Linked DNA regions of Mus musculus: region 1 is linked to region 2. Evidence: chromatin loops called from intact Hi-C (ENCODE). Cell type or tissue: gastrocnemius. All regions are shown on one strand. Links, peaks and the distances in the headings refer to the core of each region. The heading gives the core; the rest is flanking DNA.

Region 1 (5,373 bases), core at 79-5,078, 53 kb before region 2:
GAGGATGCTGGGATGAGAGTCCACAGGAGAGAGGAGAGGATGCTGGCATGAGAGTCCACAGGAGAGAGGAGAGGACACTGGGATGATAGTCCACAGGAGAGAGGAGAGGATGCTGGGATGAGGGTCCACAGGAGAGAGGAGAGGATGCTGGGATGAGGGTCCACAGGAGAGAGGACTAGAAAGAGATGAGCTAACTCTCAGGGCTTTCTCCCCACACCTGGCATGTCTCATGGTTTGACATGGCTTCTGGTTTGAATAAGTCAAGCTTTCTTGATGAAGAGGTTGAGTTGTATCTTGTCCCTTTCTGTGAAGCTTGGCACACTGAAATTATGTTTAATTCCTTTTGTTTCTTTATATCTTACATCAGTAAGAATTAATTTTGCTATTTGGAGACAACATTACTACAGAATGAAGTATTGCTTCAGACTGCACACAGCTTATCAGATGTAAGTCCAAGGTTCCCTGATTTTCAAGTCTAGGCCTTGAGACAGTCCTGCCACTTCATTAGATGGAAAGTAAATTTGCATGAGACCAGCTCATAGCGGAATATGCATTCCTTTAGCCCTGTGCTCTATGGTTGTTAATCCAGATCCCTGGGGGCTTTTGATCTGTCCCTAGGAACCTTCACTGTAGCTGTCTTAAGGTTTCTACTGCTGTGATAAACACCGTGACTGAAAAGCAAGTTGAGGGGGAAGAGCTTTCATAAAAAAAAAAATCCAGGACCAAAAAAAAAAACCAGGACCTCCAGCCCAGGAATAGCCCCACCCACAATACGCTGGGCCCGCCTCCTTCAATCACTAATTAAGAAAATGTCTTACAGCCAGGTCTTCAGGAGGCATCTTCTCAGTTGAGGTTCCCTCCCTTCAGATAACGCTAGTTTGCATGCCAAGCTGACTCAAGCCCAGCCAGCACTGTATGGTGTAGCTTCTCCTCCGTGTGTACAAAACTGCTGATGAATGGATCAGAAGGAGATCTGGACACTTTTCAGAGTATTGGGGGGGGGCTGGTGAGATGGCTCAGTGGGTAAGAGCACCGACTGCTCTTCCGAAGGTCCCGAGTTCAAATCCCAGCAACCACATGGTGGCTCACAACCATCTGTAATGAGATCTGACGTCCTCTTCTGGTGTGTCTGAAGACAGCTACAATGTACTTACATATAACAATAAATAAATCTTTTTTTTTTTTAAGAGTATAGTTTGGTTGGTAGTCTGCTTGACTAACATCCACAAAGCCCCGGGTTCAGTGTTAACTAGCCCAGCATTCAGGAGATAGAGGCAGAAAGATCTGAAGCTCAGTTGTCTTCAGCTACACGGCCAGCCTGGGCTACATGAGAGCCATTTTGTGCCTTTTTAGTTGTTAAGTTACCTTTAAGAATTATCATTAAGATTATGAAGAGCAGCTGGAGAGATGGATGGCTCAGAAGTCAAGAGCACCGGCTGCTTTTCCAGCGGATCCAGGCTCAATTTCAAACAATGCCATGGAGGCCCACAATCATCTGTATCTCCAACTCTAGAGGATCTAGCTCCCTCTTCTGGCCTCTTTGGGACTGCACACCTAGGGTGCACAGACAACCATGCAAGCAACACAGCCATACACACAAACGAAAATTGCCAAAAGAGAAAACTATGTGTGTGTGTGTGTGTGTGTGCTTGCTTGCGTGCATGCAAACACGCGCATGATTTGTGTTTGTGTTATGAGTAGTGTTAAAAAGTGGGTAACCTAGCCTAGACGATAGATTGCTGATGGTCCTACATCTAAATCCATTGTTGCCACGCGCTGGGCAGTAGTTGTGATGTTGGACTAGTTATTTGCGACTTTCAGACCCAGTTTCCTTGCGTAACAGTTGGAGGTGATGACTTCCATATGTCAGGGTGGCTGTTAGGATTGCTGGGGTTGTAGTGTGAACCAGGCAAAGAGAAGCTCTGTGGCTCCTCGGTTGTGATGTGCCCCGGCCTGGCCTGTTCACACTCTAGGAGGGTTTGTGCTGGATGCCTCCCTCAGAGTGTCCTGGAATTGAGGTCATCAGTGACTCTTCCAGCAGGTGTCACCCTTGCCCCCTTCCCCGAGGCCAAGCAATTGCTTCCGATTCAGAAACAAAACAGTCTTCTAGAAGGAAGACTCAGTATGAGTGGCTAGTCACCCACTGTCCAAAAAGTCAAAACTAGAGAACAAAAAGTGAAGGAAAAAAGAAAAGAGGAAAGGAAAGGAAAAGGGAAGGAAAAAAGAATACCGGAAGCAAAAGAGAAAAAGATCAGGAGAGTAAAAATAACAAAGGACTACATATTATGGGATACCACACATCATTCCTCCTCCTATAAGAGAATGTATTAATCCTTAGATTCTCCAGAAAAACCAACTCCACCATTTTGGGTCTTTGATCAGGACCATGTTAGAATTTCCCAGCTGGAATGTCATCCTGCTGAGTGTGGCAGGGGCTTGTAAGGACAAACCTGTAGGCCACCGTAGTTACCAAGAACTACAATTACTGGGTATCCTCCGGTCCGAAAGGATTAGCCAGGACTCCACGGGAGTAGCTTGTTTGACTAATTAAAACAAGAGATTTTTAAAAAAATAAAAAACAAACCACCCCAGGAACAGTTAGGCCTATAAAATAAAGGCAGTTACCAGGTATGGGGGAAAAACAATCAAAAATGTAAGGTGGGGAGTGCCCGGACTGAAGTAACTAAGTCATCTAACTTGTGTGTTGGGGGTGGGGAGCTGGGCGTTGTCTTGTCTTGTTTTGAAAGTCCACCTTTATTATCTGCGAATCACGAATCACTCTCTGAGTGACTGGCTGCCCGGAAGTGAAGCTCATCCAAACGGCTCATTTGGAATAGAGAGGAGAACAACCCTATTGTCCGGGCTCATGGAGCTCTGGCCAAACAGACAGCTCTGCGAGAAGTGAGCGAGGCATTCAAAGCTGGCTGAGTGGGAGTTATGGCATGCTTTGATTCTCCTATTCACCAAGAGACCCATTGTGTCTGGGCAGTCATGTCACCAGTGACTTTCCTCTGTGGTCTGGCTGGCAGGCCTTAGGGCCCTGAGAGGGGACACTTGTAATTCTCAGGACCCAAGGCTTTGGCTGGGGTGGATGTGGGTTCATAAATTAAGGACTACAGAATTATGGGGGGCAGGACAATAAAAAGAAGTGGAAAATATTCGAGGTGTCAGCCACTAAGTGTAAACTGTTGTGTCGGGTGCTGTGCACTGTGGAGATAGAAACGCCAGGATTGAAGGGACAAGTGGGGGGTCTCACTGGTAGACCACAGGGGGTCCCCAAGCTGATATGATCTCCTAACACATTTTAAGGAAGACTGCTGAGGTTTCAAATGAGACAGAAGCAATAGTAAAGATTTGGGGTGTTCAGCAGGGTATGGTGGTACATGCTTTTAATGCAGGCACTTGGAAGGCTGAGGCAGGAGGATTGGAAGTTTGAGACCAGTCTGGAATATCCTGTCTCAAAGGCAAAACAAAAAAACAAAAAAAAAAAACAAAAAAAAAACAAAAAACAAAAAAAACAAAAAAAAAACCCTCTTGTGTGAGCGTGTGTCTCATGGGTGAGATCGTGATGGGTTGTTAGAGAGCAGAAACTGGATGAAACCTGAGCCACGCTCGGATGCGGCAAAGACAGAGTAGGCCGTTGGCGCCCTTGTGAAGGAACTTATTCAGAGTGTGTACAGAGCAAACATGTTTTATTGATCTCAGTTGATAAGGATAGGGCTGTTCCTAGCACCTGGGAGTCTGAGGCAGGAGAATTGGCACAAGTTTCAGGCCAGCCCATGCACTGGATTGAGACCCTATCTCAGAAAACAGAGACGGGTTATTAGAAAAGAAGTTGGTGAGCAGTCGGCCGTCATGTTTCATGACTAAGGCTTGAGAAAAGGGACGAGGTAAAAATATATTGGCCCACTTATAATTTGATAGGCTGGAAGAAATGTTTGGGATAAAATTTCAAAGAGAAGTCAGTGGGGATGAGGCCAGGTTAGGGTATTAGCAATGAGAATTAATAAGCGGAAGACATGTTTTGAGAGAAGAAACTAGAGGAAGCAAGGACATTATCAATGGGAGCCAGTGTTAGATGCAGGAGGATGAGATGAACCTGGGAGTGGAGGTCAAAGAATAGACAGATGGATGCCGAGCGCTCGCTGTTCAAAGGCGACCGACATCTCAGACTCTAAGGGCACAAAAGAGAAGTGTGCCCGTCGCTAGCTATCTCGCTTACATGCACTTAGGGAGGAAGTACCCATAAATGTCCTTAAAAGAAATCAAGAACAGTGCTGAGAGGTGACTGAGAGTTGAAGGCACTGGCTGTTCCCGCAGAGGCCCTGGGTTCAAGTCCCAGCATCTACTAGTGACTCACAAGCACCTTCTCGTTCCAAAAGATCTGACTCCCTCTGCTTCTTCTCAGGCACTGCATGCATCTGGTGCCCTGACATACATGCAGGCAAACAGCCATGCATATACAGTGCATCTCTCTTAAAGGCCCAGGAGCATATAAAAACAAGGACAGAACAGCTAGCCCACTCTCCAGTGTGTTTGGCTGGAAACCATGAGCTGCTGCCCCAGTCTGTCTGTCTGTCTTACTGTTTGCTGCTGTTCTACATCCCCCCAAGCAGCTCAAAACAGAGAGTTGACCCAATCACTGGCCGGGGGGTGGGAGGGGAGCGAAAAGGACGATTAAAATTAGTAATCCACAAAATGAGTACCCATAGTCATATAATCCAGCGTTGGTTATAAAGCAATTGATTATAGAACCTTGGGATGCGCTTTTAAAACTGGTAAATCTAAACACTAGGACAAATGTAACTGTTGGGTTATGTTTTGAGATATTGGTTATTTAAAGAGCTGGTTACTGGTTACTGGTTACTGGCTACTGGTTACTGGTTACTGGCTACTGACTCGGCGGGTGAAGGTACTTGCTGCCCACCCAGCAATCTGAGCTCTATCTCCAGGATCCAGGTGGTGGAAGGAGAGATTCATCTCAAATATGCATGCAATCCTAGCAACTGAGGATGCCTGCCGAGACAGGAGAGCTGTGGTGACAGCCTGGGCCACAGCGCACACAGTCCTTCCTGTCCCAACAACAGCCAAGAGTGCCCAATTGCTATGAAGTTGGTCCCTGGGGCTCTGGCCAAGGTCCTGACTTTTGCTTCTCTTTCTCCAGGAGACCTGGTGATTCTCGACGACAGCGCTCCCACTGCAGGATGGCTGCAGGGCCGAAGCTGCTGGGGCGCTTGGGGCTTCTTCCCATCCTCCTGTGTCCAGGAGCTCTGCCTCTCCTCTCGGAGCCGACGCTGGCACGCACAGAGTGCGTTGCTTCAGGCCCCAGAGTACTCCCTGGGACAAGCACGGGCCCTCATGGGCCTTTCTGCC
Region 2 (5,373 bases), core at 241-5,240:
GGAAATGAGCTGCTTACCAGCCGAGCAACATGCCTTTTCTGCTTTGTTTTGTTTGAGACAGGGTTTCTCTGTATAGTCCTGGCTACTCCAGAACTCACTCTGTAGACCAGGCTGGCCTAGAACTCAGAGATCCTCCACCTGCCTCTGCCTCCTGAGTGTTGGGATTAAAGGTGTGCCTGGGTGCAAGGTACCTCTCTTGTCCCCACAGAAAGAGAGGACCGAGCGGCTCGTCATCAATCCCTTAAACCAGTTGTTGAACATGTTCACGGGGCCCTACAAGCTGGTGCAGAAGCGGTTCGACAAGCTCCTGGACTTCTACAACTGCACTGAGCGAGCGGAGAAGCTGAAGGACAAGAAGACTCTGGAGGAGCTGCAGTCAGCCCGAAACAACTACGAGGCCCTGAACTCGCAGCTGCTGGACGAGCTGCCCAAGTTCCAGCAGTACGCCCAGAGCCTCTTCACCAACTGCATCCACGGCTATGCCGAAGCCCACTGTGACTTCGTGCAGCAAGCCCTGGAGCAGCTGCAGCCGCTGCTGTCGGTGAGTCCTTCCCTGCGGGGCCAAGTCAGCGCTGAAATACAGTTGGTACTTCTCGAATTCACAGTAGGGTCATTAGGTCCTGCCCACCAGGGGTCCTCGGTCCATTCATGGTGCTGTGAAACCTGAGGTTGTTCAAACATCTCTTTCCATCTTAAGGGCTGGCTCGAAAGAAGTGGCCGTGCCTTGTTTCTTGCATCAGCTGCCATTTTGGTAATAATAAAGCCAACTACTGCTGACCACAGTGTGGTCAGTCACCTAAGACCACCAAAACGACAGAGATTTCCATTATGATTTATGACAGAAGCAAAATGACAGTTATGAAATAGCAATGAAAATCATTTTATGGTTGGGGTCACCACAACGTGAGAACTGTATTGAAGGGTTGCAGCATTAGGAAGGCTGAGAACTGCTGCTCTAAAGACTTGGGCCAGGGGTCCTTCATCTGTGTCCCCTCCTTTCCTGTCTTGACTCCCACGGGCTGCAGTTACTGAAAGCCACCGACCGAGAAGGCAACTTGATCGCCATCTTCCTTGAGGAGCACAGCCGGGTGCTACAGCAGCTCCAGGTCTTCACATTCTTCCCCGAGTCCCTCCCAGCGCCCAGGAAGCCCTTTGAGAGGAAAACCACAGACCGCCAGTCATCCCGGAAGACCCTTCTGGGCATGGTGAGTAGGCACCTGGTGTGGCTCCAGGACTGACCTGTGCACACCGGGCATCTAAGCGCATCACCTCATCTCCGGACAGGAGTTGATACTGGCCAGCCCTCCATCACAGGGCCATTACCAGGCTTAACCGAGTTAAGGTGTGGAGCTGCCCAGCACGTGAGCACCATGCAGGTAGACATATTTAATATTGAACAGCTGCTGTGCTTCTGCACATGAGCAGTGTGTGGGAGTCTTGACTTCATAACCAAGGGAGAACCTGAGGCTATTGGTCGGGCCTGTTCCATCTCGGGCATCACTGAGGCGGTTGCTGGTACCCAGCTGGGACCACCTGGAGATTTGGAGTTTGATGCCTCCTGAATCCTTCTTGGATCTTAGTGAAGCACTTGTACACTGATAAGTTAATTAAGGGAAATGAGTCAGGTCTGGTTTTGATCTTGTATTAGGCTAACACAGCCAAACCTTTAATGACTTCTTTGCCTGGAGTAGCATTGTGGTTTTTGGGATTTTTTTGTTTGTTTGTTTGTTTTGTTTTTTTAACACAGGTCTTTCATATTTTAAAATTTGCAGTAAGATACATCAGATCCTGTGGGCTTCTAGACAAGAAGGACGGGTCACCCTCCCTATATTGGCATTTGCTCCATAAAATCCCATGAGCATTTGTTTACAAGGGAGAATTGGATTTACTATTGCCTTTAGTTTTTCATTTTAAAGATTTTTATTTTAGATTATATGTGTAGGTACCTGTGGAATCCAGAAGAGGGCGTTGGATGCTCTGGGGCTCCAGACACTGATGGTCGTGAGGTGTCTAAAATGGGTTCTCTGGTCCTCTGCAAGAGCAGAGAGCATCCTTGACCCCTGAACCATCTCTCCAGCTCCTCCCTTTAATTTAACTCTCATTATTTAGGTCTATATAACAATAATATAAGACCTAGTGATATGCTTGGTATTTAGAATTTTTTGTTTTCATTTTAAATTTTATTTTAGGGGCTGGAGAGATGGCTCTCCAGAGGTTAAGAGCCCTGACTGCTCTTCCAGAGGTCCTGAGTTCAAATCCCAGAAACCACAGGGTGGCTCACAACCATCTGTAATGGGATCTGGTGCCCTCTTCTGGCCTGCAGGCATACGTGCAGGCAGACCACTATAACATAATATATAAATAATCTTGTTTTAAAATGTTTTTGGGTCAGGCGTGGTGGCACACGCTTTTAATCCCAGCACTTGGGAGGCAGAGGCAGGCGGATTTCTGAGTTTGAGGCCAGCCTGGTCTACAAAGTGAGTTCCAGGACAGCCAGGGCTATACAGAGAAACCGTGTCTCGAAAAACCAAAAAAAAAAAAAAAAGTTTTTAGGTTTTTGTTTTTTGGTTTTTTGGGTTTTTTTTTTTTGGTACTAGCAATTGAACCCAAGGCCTTACACATGTAAAAAATATGCTCTGCCTCTGGGCTACAGCACCTCCCCAGCCTCAGAACTTTGGTTGTATTTTAATCCTATTTTTGTTTTGTTGTTCTTGTTGTTGCATAAAGTAAGGGTGTTAGCTTGCCTCAGAGCCATTAAAACATTGCAGTGTGCTTTTTACCTAACACAGCCAGACTCGATTATAAAAATGTGGCTCAGGGTTGGTGCCTCCCTCCTGCCGTGGCAGGCTGAGATTAACCATAGCTGCCAGGGTGCCAGCGTGAGTTTTCTCATTGGCCCTGTTCTACCTTTTCAGCCAAGCTACATGCTGCAGTCGGAAGAGCTGCGGAGCTCCCTGCTGGCGAGGTACCCGCCGGAAAAGCTCTTCCACGTCCAGCGGAACTTCAACGCTGCGCAGGACTTGGATGTCTCCCTTTTGGAAGGCGACCTGGTGGGCGTGATCAAAAAGAAAGACCCCATGGGCAGCCAGAACCGCTGGCTCGTGGACAACGGAGGTGAGCCTTTGACTAGGGGGAAGTAACTATAGAGTTGACCTGATTTCTACAGTGGGCGGAGCCCGGGTTGAGCCGGAAGCTGCCTGCTAAAGATTACTGTTGTTTTGATGACTTTCAGAGACAGTTGCTTTAATTATTTATCCTGAAGATGTCGCTGTGTTTGCCTTCTGTGTGTAAACTGTAAAGTGTATGTGATATAAAGCCTGTGGTTTTGTCAGCTTCCCCTGCAGCAGTGTCCATGGCTGTTCAGAGAGTGACTCAAAATCAAACAGCTCGTAGCTTTCTTTTTTTGAAGGAGGATTCTGGACTTCAGTGTAACCCATTTCCCCAGAATTCTAAAATGCAGCAAGCTGAGAAGAACAGGGCTTTTTCAGAACCTTCTTATCAAAACCTGAACTGAGTAACAAGAAAGAATTTGTAATCATAACTTGCCTTATGAAATGAATGCGTATTTGACATATACATATCCTCAAATCAAAAAAGTATGAGTTCCAAAGACCGTGATGGCCCAAGTATTCTGGGGACCTAGGCCAATTTTAGCATTTGCTCTTTAAACGCATCTTTATGAGGTGGCTCCGTTGATCATGTTTTACCAGGTTGCAGTTAGAATTCAGACCCAGAATCCATGTAAAAGATCAGAGGATGTACCTCTTATTGCATCCAAAGACAGCCTCTCATGACGGGGACCCAGGAGGGTCCCTGACTCTAGAAAGCTAGAATCCTTCATGAGCAGGGTCCTGGGACCAAAACAAAGACAAAGTTGGATGAGACTAAAATAATCCCAGCATTTAATGAAAAGGAGGAGTCAGGTCCTGCGGCTTCTCTTTCTTAAGACAAGAAACACTGTGTGTTTGAAATGTGCGGTCAAGAGCCCTCTGTCACCATCAGGCAATTTGTTGAAGCGAGCACGTGCTGGACACGGCTGTGTGCTTGTGCCAGTGTGCCCTGACCCTGAGACGGTTCTGACGTGTGGAGGGGGGAATGAATGCAGGTGGCCTTTCTGAGGGGCTCTGCACAGGGACGGCCTTGCAGTCCACCTTTGCCAGACATGGTGTATTTGAACTTAAGCCCACCGGAGTCTTCTCTCAGTTTAGTGATGCTCTGGAGATTCTGCCACATTGTCTTCTGTGCCACTGCCAAATTCAGCAAGGCTAGCCTTGAACTTGCAATAATCCTAGTCTCCTGCGTGCTGACGTTACACCACTAACTGCATGGTTTTTTATTTTGTCTGTTTTGGTTTTTTTTTTTTTTTTTTTTTTTTTTTTTGGTTTTTTGAGATAGGGTTTCTCTGTGTAGCCCTGGCTGTCCTGGAACTCACTCTGTAGACCAGGCTGGCCTTGAACTCAGTACTCAGTGCTGAGATTAAAGGCGTGCGCCACCACTACCCAGCTGATTCTGTCTTCTCACTGGCCTGTCAATTGTCCACAGACACCTTGTCGTTTTAGGGTTGTGTAAGAATGACCTAGAAGGTAGCCATAGGTACGGGCACAGGTATGGGCATCTTCTGGTGTTAGATGCTGCAAGCTGTGGACCACTAAGCATTTGATTTTGTCACTCTTGACCTAGGCTTTTTTGAGTTTGTTTGTTTTGTTTTTGAGTATGGTGATTTAGCTACATGTATGTCTGAGCACCATATATGCCTGTTGTGCCTGTGGAAGTCAGAAGGTGATGTTGGACTTCCTGGAACTGGAGTTATGGATGGTTGTGACTGCCATGTGGGTGCTGGGAATCGAACCCAGGTCACTGGAAGGGCAGCCTGTGTTCTTACCTGCCCAGCCATTGCTCCAACCCCACTGACCTAACTTTTAAACAGTATTTTGAAAATTCCTTAATATCCCCCACTCCCCTGCCCCGCTCTTCTTGCTCCAGGCTATAGTTGTTTTCTTTCCTTCTGCAGTCACCAAAGGCTTTGTCTACAGCTCCTTCCTGAAGCCTTACAATCCTCGCTGCAGCCATTCGGATGCCTCCGTGGCCAGCCACTCCTCCACGGAGTCAGAGCACAGTGGCTCCTCCCCCGGGTGCCATCGACAGAACAGCCACAGTGCCTTGACCTTCAACTCCAACAACATGACTGTGTCCTTCACCTCAGGACTTGCCCTAACGCAGCCTCAGGATGCATCTCCACTGAAGGACTGTGCCCACGAAACTCTCGCTGTGTCCTGGAACACAGGGCATCCAGAGACTGGACCTTCCACGTGCTCTTCCGACCCAGGCTTTTCCTGCCAGCGCAGGCTGGGGAACCCTGCAGATGGTGCCAGA

The links. A loop is a pair of places that touch in the nucleus more often than their neighbours do. Peaks named below come from ENCODE experiments on the same cell type or tissue, not always from the same donor. Only the 100,000 strongest peaks of a DNase experiment are listed, where the experiment ranks them.
Region 1: a loop joins it to region 2, with 5 times the contacts of the local background. A loop is called at or near these places in 10 of 42 quality-filtered maps.

Annotation. Positions count from the first base shown.
Region 1 is chr19:43,902,850-43,908,222 of GRCm38, reverse strand. Dnmbp (dynamin binding protein) reads left to right here. Exons shown (of 16, transcript NM_028029.4): 4 at 5,165-5,373. Among named protein-coding and RNA genes, the nearest start is that of Gm50217, 15 kb to the left of the region's middle. In gastrocnemius, for the core only: CTCF peaks have their summits at 1,492 (motif pointing left) and 2,046 (motif pointing right); a DNase peak (open chromatin) is centred at 2,035; H3K27ac peaks cover 295 bases.
Region 2 is chr19:43,849,965-43,855,337 of GRCm38, reverse strand. It overlaps Dnmbp (dynamin binding protein), which reads left to right. Exons shown (of 16, transcript NM_028029.4): 12 at 209-541; 13 at 1,026-1,205; 14 at 2,916-3,114; 15 at 5,012-5,373. Among named protein-coding and RNA genes, the nearest start is that of Gm24400, 4.7 kb to the left of the region's middle. In gastrocnemius, for the core only: a CTCF peak has its summit at 2,293 (motif pointing left); no DNase peak of the experiment used is centred there.